2 separate regions of the Mus musculus genome follow, and region 1 is linked to region 2. The links are chromatin loops, found by intact Hi-C in ENCODE. Cell type or tissue: heart. All regions are shown on one strand.

Region 1 (5,000 bases), 310 kb before region 2:
TAAAGATGAAATCAAAATAGTAGTTAAAAGCCATGTGACCATTTGACACCTCTTTTAGGGGCACAAAAGGGGAGATTAAAAACAACCCTAGAGAGGTGAGAAATAGGGAGGGGTCACTGGAGGTGTTTCCTTAGCATAAAAACCAAGCAGCAGAAACTGTGGAGGCAGGAGGGACCCAGGAGCACCCACCCCACTCCAGCTCATTCTGGGGCTCCTCCCAAAGGGCCAGCCTCACCTTCCAGCTTGCTCCCCGCCTGGTCTCCACCCTGTTGCTCAGCCTCCTTCTTCTCCCTCTGCTCTGCAGCCTCCGGCCTTTGCACAGGGAGGCCCGCCTTCCCACCTGCACACAGGGAGACTCAGCTGCTTTGTTGGAAAGTCAGAGTTGGGCGTGGGGTGAGGGGCTGGCAGATGTTTCCTAAAATGACTCTATAGCTAGCCCCCCCCCCCTCCAGCACAGTTTATATCCAACCTAATGATTACCAGGGAAGTAATAAAGAAATATTTAACAATCTCAGCTGATGGCTGTGAGCCAATGGTGACTACCTGAGCCAATTAAAATGCGAGCGCCGTCCTAACCAGCTCTTAGACGGGTACTTAACAGTGTGTTACCTGTCAAGCGTTCCTGCACTGTCCCCCGTGTGCACCCCCAGAACAGCCTGGCACCTGACATTTAGTGGTCTGGCAACAACTGTGTGACAGATATTATGGAAGCTGTCAAGCTCCCAGGCTCTTCTTCACTCCACAAGCTGCTGAAGGGGCCGTGACATTCACATGCTAATCATGTGGAATGGGAGGGCTGGGGACTGAGAAGGACTAGCCCATTTCTGCTGCACCCACCAAGGGAGCTCCCCTTGGCGACTGACACTCACCAGCATCGCTCTCAGCAGCACTCTCCACGGGCTTCCACAGGGCGCCTCCAGCCTTCTGTGCAGGCTCCCTGCCGTCATCTGCTGCCAGAGCCTTCAGCTCCACAGAGTCCCTGGCCTGGGCAGCTGGCTGCGGATCCCTATTTCCTGGCCTGGAATCTTCCTTCCTGGGCTGCACAGGTGGCTGGCCATTTGCTTCTGGAACCTTCTGAGGATGTTCAGTTTCTCCTACTGCCAGGACTTGCCCGGGTCTCTTTCCTTCCCCTCCTCTCTCAGGTTCCTGCTTCTCCTTCTCTGACTCAGGCAGAGGTGGTGCCCCTTGACCCCTGCCTGCAGGGTCTCCTTCATCTGGGAGCCTGGGAGGTGGCTTTTTCTCCTCTGGCCCTTCTTGGTCCTGGCCTTCATCCACCACCACTTTATCATGAGGGATGGGAGGCTCATGGCGATGGGCCTCACCCATAGGGACAGCAATACCTGGAAGGGCATAAGGACAGGTGGAGGAGATGAGGCTGAAGTTCCTAGGAATTAGAACGGTCCTCTGGCTCTCAAGTGTGACATGACCATGACCATGACCTCAGGTCCTCTACAGCTATCTGAGGACTGCCAGGACACTAGAATGGTAATGTCACAAGAGGAACAGTAGAGGGCAGCTGTCTTGACCAAGGGGAAGGTGGAGCACAGGTCTAGGCTAAGTTAGACATGCGAGCCCTTCACAGGGTTGCTTAAGCCTTTCTCTGTCAAGGCAGCTGGTTGGGGCCGTTTATTTAGCACTCACCTTGGCCGGGGCGATCCAGCTGTGCGGCTTCCTGCTTCTCCTTGGGAGCTTCCCCGCCAGGCACATCTACAGGACCCTTGATCTGGGCCTGCTCCAGTACCTCTTTGTCCTCTGCTGGCTTTAGCTTCTCTTGGCTATCCTCAGCAACAACTACAACGGGATCCTGGACTGCAAGCAAAGCATAGTGAGCCACCAGAAACCAGTACAGGCTGGGCCAAATGGCAGAATGGAGGTTTCTTCCTGTTTAATCATGATTATCAGCTAAATGGCACAGAATCCTTCCTTTTCATTCATGATAAAAAAAACATCAAAATTCAATTTATACCTGTAGTCAGATGACATGCTGTGTAATACTTGTCCACAACCACCAGGTGGCAGCGTGAGCACACAGCCAGGCAATGTCCCTAGGGTCTTCCAGCAGGGACCAACTGCTTGCCCTGAGACCTAAACTGAAGGACTTTTAAGGATATGGTTGGGTGGGCCTGTCAACCTCTTGCTGTTGGTGGGGGAAACTCACACAAGGTGAGACGAAAGGAGAGGCTGGCAAAGTTGTCCACATGCCCACAAATGCATAGGGGTCCATGTTCCATCAGAAACCACAGCAGAGTATTGTGGCTCCAGAATTGGAGAAAACTAGCTTCACTGAAAAGACTGCTTTTGAGAGCTTGGGACCTAGCTGGGCTGGTAGCACACACAGGCCCTGGCCAGGGCTCAGTACCAGCATAACATAAACTAGGTATGGCATCATCATATGCTTTGGAGGGGGATGTGGGAACCTTATAGATTCTAGGTCATCCCCGGGCTAGTTTCAGGCTAGCCTGGGCTACGTGAAATCCTATCTCAAAAAAACAAAAAAACCATGTTCAAGTGCTGGGCAATCATAAGAGGATCTGAAGAGCTATGCAGATGAAAAACCACCTTAGAAAACAGAATGTGAAGACGGCCATGTGGTTCTGAGCACTGACTGCTTGTGCAAAGGGCCTGGTGTGGTCCCTAGTACCCACACCGGGGTTCAGACCATCCCTAACTCCACTTCTCGTTGGTCTGATGCATCTTCTAAGCTTTTCAGGCAGCAGGCATACACATGGTATACAAACACACACATACGAGAAAAAAAGTTAAGGTTTGTTTGTTTGTTTGGGGTTTTTGTTTTGTTTTGTTTTTAATGGCTGTCCAGGAGCTCAAAGATCCACCTGCCTCTGCCTCTGCTGGGATTAAAGGCGTGCACCACCATCACCCAGCTAAGAAGAAAAACCTTTTAAAACAACAGCAAAGGCCAGTCTACTCTGAGTGGTGTCCCACTCATGTTCAGGTGAGGCGGCGGCCTGCTGTTCACTGTCTGGAGCCCTGGGGCAGGCTCCGCATGGCAGCTAAGCATTTGGCTCAGTGACCACGCAGGTATGGGGTTGCCCTGATGCTCTTCTGAGAGGCCTCTCAGGATTGCCAAGCCTGTCTGTGTTCTAAGATAGGAAGTAGCCTGTCAGGCAGAAGCTGTGAGCCTGTGAAGGTTTTCTAGGCCCTACTACCAGCAGTGAGCTCCAGGAATTCATGGCTGCTGGCCAGCACTGGACATGGGCTCTCCAAGACAGAAACAGACCTTTCATCAGGAATGCATGTTGACAATGCCCTCAGCCACAACCAAACATAAACTTCCAGAGCTGGCAGCTCTCACCCTGCACAGCCCCTCCCATTTGTTTCCAATTTCAAGGCAATCACAGGGTGGAAACAGAAAACAGTGTGGTGGTGAGGTTCACCTGCCTTACTGGCCAACTGACAACCAAGAAGTGAAGGCTTGGCCTGGTATGGCCCCAAGGAGGGATGGCAATGCTCAATGAGTAGGACTCCTCACACACTCTGCTGGCCATCCCCTGTAGTCATCAGGCTTGCTGACAGTAACTGGAGCCAGCAAAGACCCATGTTTTGTCCTCCCATGCACAGATGGACCAATGAGGTGACAAGCCACACGCTCACCTGCTACAGTGCTTCCCTAAGGGACAGACAGGAGTCCTGCCTCCCAGACAGCAATTCCACTGCGAATATCCTTTCCTTCTTTATCCAGTGTGGAGAGGGCCCAAAGGCCCGCCTCAGGAGGTCTTGCTTGTGGAACAGGGCTTGCTACAGGCTGTAAGTGTTCTCCTTTCTTCTCTCCTCCCTCCTCCCCTGGCCCTCTCGGAGACAAGCTCTACCACTCCACCCGTCTACCAGACTTGAGGCTGCTTCTGCCTCTGAGGAGCTGGACAGCAGGTCCCACATCCCAGTGGAGGTCTGCTGGTCACTGGCCTCCTGCGTTCATGCTCACCCCTGCATGCTAGCATCCAACCTAGAGATGCTAAAAGCCTTCTCCCTCTGGATGAGGTCCTGCTGGTGCAAGAACCATTGCACCTCTCAAGAGCTCAGCAACCCAGGCTCCTGAGGAAGCCAGCCCCTGTTCTAGGGAGCTATCCTAATAACCAGTTTCTGCTTTGTTCTCCAGGCTTCAGTGAGGAAAGTGTTACCTGCTGAGGTCTGACTTACAACCCAATCTTTTGGGCTTAGCTGGATGGCTCCATAGCTCATCTGTCCAATTATGGCTCAGACAATAAGCTCCTGCGAGCTGGGGGGCTAAGCTAATGACCAGGGCTGACATTGTAGTGTTAGCATCAGCAAGGAAGCCTTCTGAGCCCTTCACTCTTGGTTCTTCCTACACATGAAGCAGGTGCAAGGGAAAGCTAGCACCTCGCCCCTTGAGCAGCACCTCAGCCACAGCACACACAGGTCTGACATAGGTCAGCAGCTACCCAAGGGGAACCCTTCTGATCCAGCAGGTCCCATGAAGACCACCACCCCAGGGAAGGCTGTGAAACGAGCCCACTGCATCTCCTAGATAGTTTGGCAGAAAAACTGAACGTGAAAATAGTAGGACAAAGGAGCACATGATGTAAAGTGCTTTTAAAACCTCATGAGGCACAGAAGAGAGGTGACAGGAGGTCAGCCAAGGAGGGAGGAACATATAGCAGCAGGGTCTATCCTGGATGAATCTTGACACTATCTAAGGCTCTGGGACCTCTGCAACCTCCACAAGTGGCCAAGGCAGGTGGCAGCAGAAACCATGGAAGGTCCCAGAGAAGAGCGATGACAAGAAGACAGAGGAAAGGTCTATTCGAAGACTCTGGGATACAGTCATGTGCCTGACAGGGACCCAAGGTCACCTGTACCTGGCACCCACGGCACCCCATGGCCACGTGGCATAGCCCCCTAACTTCTACTTCCCACTAACTAACCGGTGCTGTCCCACATGCTGCAGAAGCAGGAGGCCTGGGGAATGGCTTGAGCTGTCCTGTCCCAGGGTGCACAAGGTGGGTGGGCAAGAGGAGAAAAGG
Region 2 (5,000 bases):
TTAACACAGCCTGTGCTCAGCTGGGCCGAGGACAGCCCTCCCATTCCTTCTGTCTCTGCCCTCTGGCCTTGCTGAGCTCGCCATCCACAGCAATCTATCGAACCCACACTCTCAGGCCATGGCCAGCTCTCCCTCCATCCATGTGTCTCATACACAAGTCCGAGACTGGATAAGGTGACATGAGTTGCAAGCATCCAGACGCGGACGATGCAACCACTGATTTACACCATATTTCACATCTCAGTCTGCTCATCTACGGGTCTCAAAGAACTGCCACAATCAGCAAGTTCCCAGGCACAACCCTGACTGTCCTGTTGGTGGTTTTTGGTTTGTTTTGGTTGTTTTGTCTTGCCAACTTGGCAAACTAAAGTCTACAAGAGGGAAGCACAACTGAAAGCCTGCCTGGTACACTGGCCTGTAGGCCAGCTGTGGGCAGTCTCTTAATTAGCACTGATATGAACGGGCCCAGCCCACTGGTCAGGTGGTCCTAGGGTGTTTGAGAAAGCAGGCTAAGCAAGCCAAGAAGCATGAGCATTCCTCCATGGCTTCCACTTCACTTCCTGTGCTGCTCTCCCTCGAAGACTGCGACCCAGGATGTGTAAGGCAAATCAGCCCTTTCCTCCTCCCCAAGCTGCTTTTGGTAGTGGCGTTTTATCACAGCAATAAAATCCTAACTAAAACACTGACTTATTTAAAAAAACAAAAAAACTCCACATCTCACTATGCAGCCTGGGCTGGCCTCAAACTCAAAATTCTTCTACTTCTACTTACTGGGTGTTAGGATTACAGATGTGTGCTACCCCCCCCCCCCCCAGGGACAGAGGGTCACCACACTACAGGGTTGGGCAAGTCTGCTGGTTTCTGCCACTGTGAAGCACACACCTCAAGCACATGCCAACACTTTCTTTCCCTCTGACAGGGCAGACTCCCAGACACAGCTTCCTGCTCCAAGACTGCTGAAGGCCTGCTTTCCAAAAGAGCTGCCACAATTCTACTTGCTCTGCTCCAACTTGACATGACTTGTGGCTAAAGAACCGTTTTCTCTCTGAAGCTATTCACAGAACCATCGTGGGTCATGCCTGACCAGAGGTGTCTCGTGGCACTAAATCAGCTCCAGCCTTTGAAGACGGGAGGTGACAGATCATTTCGCAAACTTTCAGCTGCTGTCAACAGGACACACAAGAAAGAAACTGAGAGAACAACTGGTCCAGTGCTGAACAGCAAACCGAAGAAGAACAATGTCTGCAAGTACAAGTACTGACAGACATGCAGAATCCCAGGAGCGGGGGCTGCAGCTCTCAAGAGCTGCCCTCACCTCCTTATCCCCCATAATTCAGAGGCAATAAAGCTGTCAGACTGTAACCAGAACTTCTGCTTCTAGCACTGGATTAAATATGTCTAAACATCCTCTAACTATAAAATACTTGGCTCAGACACTGGATCGATTTTAGCAAATACACTGTAAAAACACTGCTGAGCTCCAAAGGTAAAAAACACCCAGGCCTTCCAAAGCTCGCAGTGATGTCACTAATAATAGCAGAGGACACGACTGTCCCTCGGCCAAGGCCAGGATCAGGAACTTGAGGCTCATAGACGACAGTGTTTACTGGGCAACAGATGTGTCTTTGAACTCCCTGCTCACATTTGACTGCTGAGCCTGAATCTCCTACATAAACCAAAGGACTAGCCAGACTTGATGGTGCACACCTGTTATCCCAGCACTTGGGAAGGAAAAAAGCAAGCAGTTACAAATTCAAGGTCAGCCTTAGCTAGACGTCAAGTGCAAGGCCAGCTTGGATAATGTGAGAACGTCCTTAAAGAACAAAAAAACCCCACATGACTCAAGGATGTCAGAACAACCAAGAGAATCCAGGAACTCAGAATGGGAACCAAGAAGAAACTGAGTCTACTTCCACCAGATGCTCTGCAGGGCAAAGTCACCTCCAAGACCAGGCACACGCATATGGAGTGAAACCTGGGCTGCTTCTGGGATCTGGAGACCCAAACCAGAAGAGAATGCAGCTCCACAGCACCCCCTGGTGCTCACATAAGCAAATGCCACTAAAGCTTGCATCAAATAGATCCTCTTCGAAGCCACACTTACCCCAATAAAAACCAAAATTACAAGGGAAATAAATTTCCACGAGGAAGAATTGACAGAGTAAGGGCTGAGAGAGAGAGGCAAGTCTATGACTCAAATGCTGGAATTACAACTCATAAACACAAACTCCAGAGAATGGATCAGAAACCTTTCAGGAAAAAGCTAGGAGCCGCCTGGCATTTTGCAGTGCTAGACATCAACAGCCCCTAGGAAAGGGAATCAAATCACGCTTTGGTTAGGCCTAGTGGTTCAGGCCTGTAAAACAGCTACTCAGGAGACAAAAGGCAAGTCCAAAGCTAGCCTGGGCAACACAGAAAGAAGACCGTCTCAAAATAAAAAGTTTAAAAATGAGGAGGAGAGGGGCTGGTGAGATGGCTCAGTGGGTAAGAGCACCCGACTGCTCTTCCGAAGGTCCAGAGTTCAAATCCCAGCAGCCACATGGTGGCTCACAACCATCCGTAACAAGATCTGACTCCCTCTTCTGGAGTGTTTGAAGACAGCTACAGTGTACTTACATATAATAAATAAATAAATCTTTAAAAAAAAAAAAAAAAAAAAAAATGAGGAGGAGAGACCTGGGGATACAGGGTAATGGTAGGAAACCATACTCAGTCTCGTGTTTTGTCCCCTGTCCATCTTAGTCTCTACCTGCCTCTTGTCTGCTGGGGTGAACTGTTCTGCCCCACTGCATGCTCCTGCAATGTCCGCTTTACCACTCCAGAGGCGATGGAGCCAAGTCACTGTGGACTGAAACTAAACCAAAATAATCTTTCCTCCCTCTGTTTCCTCAGGTATTTATTTTGTCCCACTAGTGGAAGAATACTCCACAACACAGGATACTCATACCAGAACACCACAACCCACATAAATCTGTACTTTTTTCAGAGTCTCACACATGCTAGGCACATGTGCACCCACCACTGAGCTGAATCCCCAAGCCCAGTGATTATTACAAACTTTCTGTAGCACATTTATTTATTTATTATTTGTAGTATGTTCATATTGACTTGTTTTACAGGGGTGGCAGTCAGAGGACAGTCTGTGGGGGTCAGTTCTCTCCTCATGTATGCCCCAGAGTGAGCTCAGCTTGTCAGGCTTGATGGCATCACTTTTACTTGCTGAGCCATCCACCATACAAGCCTTTATTTATTTATTTATTTTATTTAAGATAGGGTCTCACTTTTTTTTTTTTTTTTTTTTTTTCGAGACAGGGTTTCTCTGTGTAACCCTAGCTGTCCTGGAACTCACTTTGTAGACCAGGCTGGCCTCGAACTCAGAAATCCACCTGCCTCTGCCTCCCAAGTGCTGGGATTAAAGGCATGCACCACTACGCCCGGCTCTAATTTTTTTTTTTTGAAGTATTTGTTATTACTACTACTGTTGTTGTTGTTATTATTTGCACCTGTTCCTGGCTTATACGTGGGTGTTCTGAAAATCCAAACTAAAATATTTCACCTGTCTCCTTTTAGGTCTATGTTAAGGGTTTTTTTCTAATTTCTAGTCAAATTTGAAAAGGAATCATATATGTGTATGTTTTTTTTTTAGTGGTGATGTTGCTAGGGATGGAACCCAGGTTCTTACACATACTAACTAGGCACATGTTCTACCACAAAGCTAAATACATAAAAATATATATTGTGTAGGTTCAAAACAGCTTCTCTCTGTATCCCTGGCTGTCCTGGAACATGCCTTGTAGACAAGGCTGACCTTGAACTCAGAGATCCACTTACCCCTGTCTCACAAGGGCTGGAAATAAAGGAATGTCACCATGACCTGGCTCAAATAAAAATATTTTAAAGTGAAAATATGAGCCGGGCCTAGTGCCTCACATCTCGAAAGGCTAAGGCAGGAGGACTAGTGTTATGTTCAAGGCCAGCAAAGGCTATACAGGAAAACACAAGGAAGTGAAAATATATTTGTTGAAATAAAATCTACCAATCGAGCAGACATCAAGCACAAATTAACTAACCATGCAAAACACCCAGGTAAATTCAACAGAAAAAAACTTCAGAGCCCTAGGCCAATGTGTTCTTGGAATAAAGGGGTGTGGAGAATAAACCAGAGAATCAGCAATGCTAGACAAGCACTCTGCTACTCAGCCACAAACTTCTTAAAGCACCCAGGAGAGACAGGAGAAGCACAGCATGAATGCATGAGCACACACGCACCCTAAAAAAGAGTAACAGAAACACATTTCATTACTGAGCAACAATAATGAAACTACAAGACAGAAGAGTAAGATTCACACAGAATTTCAACAAAAAAAGAAATACCATTCTTAAAAACACAAGTAAAATAAAGTTGTAGTTACTTTCAATTTCAACGGTATTATGGTGTATTCTCTAGACACAGCAGCCATACGAGCACAGTAAGAAAGCAGCTTTTCACAGGCCAATGAGAAATACTTTATACCTTTTGGCCTTGGATCTTGACCCTCTAAGACAGTAAGGAAATAAACAACTAATGTCTAGGTAAAACATTACAACATACAATCTAGACCCAGTCAGAGTAGCACAGGTTTCTAATCCCAGCAGGAAGGAGGCAGGGTGCAAATTTCAGGCCAGCCTGGATGATACAGAATTCCAGGGCAAGAAGGATAACACATGGTAAGACCCTGCCTTCACAGTAACAACAGAAATGCCTAGGATAGCCCTGAGAGAGGTGTTTCAAATACCTTCTGTTCTCTTACTGTTATTGCAACAGAGCGGGCCACATGGCTCACCTGCAGCAGCAAAAGAGCGGCCCACGTGGTTCACCTGAAAACTGCTCTCTTGGTGCCTGCTTTCTTTTTCTTCTTTTAAGACAAGGCCTTGCTCTATAGCCCAGGATGGCCTCAAATTTGCAATCATCCTGCCTCCAACAGTAAGTTCTGAGTACACCCAGTTATACTCCATTTCTC

The links. Peaks named below come from ENCODE experiments on the same cell type or tissue, not always from the same donor. Only the 100,000 strongest peaks of a DNase experiment are listed, where the experiment ranks them.
Region 1: a loop joins it to region 2, with 4 times the contacts of the local background. A loop is called at or near these places in 4 of 42 quality-filtered maps.

Annotation. Positions count from the first base shown.
Region 1 is chr11:120,109,197-120,114,196 of GRCm38, forward strand. Slc38a10 (solute carrier family 38, member 10) reads right to left here. Exons shown (of 17, transcript NM_024249.5): 12 at 1,642-1,809; 13 at 870-1,340; 14 at 236-340. Among named protein-coding and RNA genes, the nearest start is that of Ndufaf8, 13 kb to the left of the region's middle. In heart, a CTCF peak has its summit at 2,016 (motif pointing right); DNase peaks (open chromatin) are centred at 2,035 and 3,150; H3K4me3 peaks cover 316 bases; H3K27ac peaks cover 1,378 bases.
Region 2 is chr11:120,421,772-120,426,771 of GRCm38, forward strand. All of the region lies in intron 3 of Nploc4 (NPL4 homolog, ubiquitin recognition factor), which reads right to left. Among named protein-coding and RNA genes, the nearest start is that of Nploc4, 13 kb to the right of the region's middle. In heart, a CTCF peak has its summit at 2,042 (motif pointing left); no DNase peak of the experiment used is centred here; H3K27ac peaks cover 890 bases.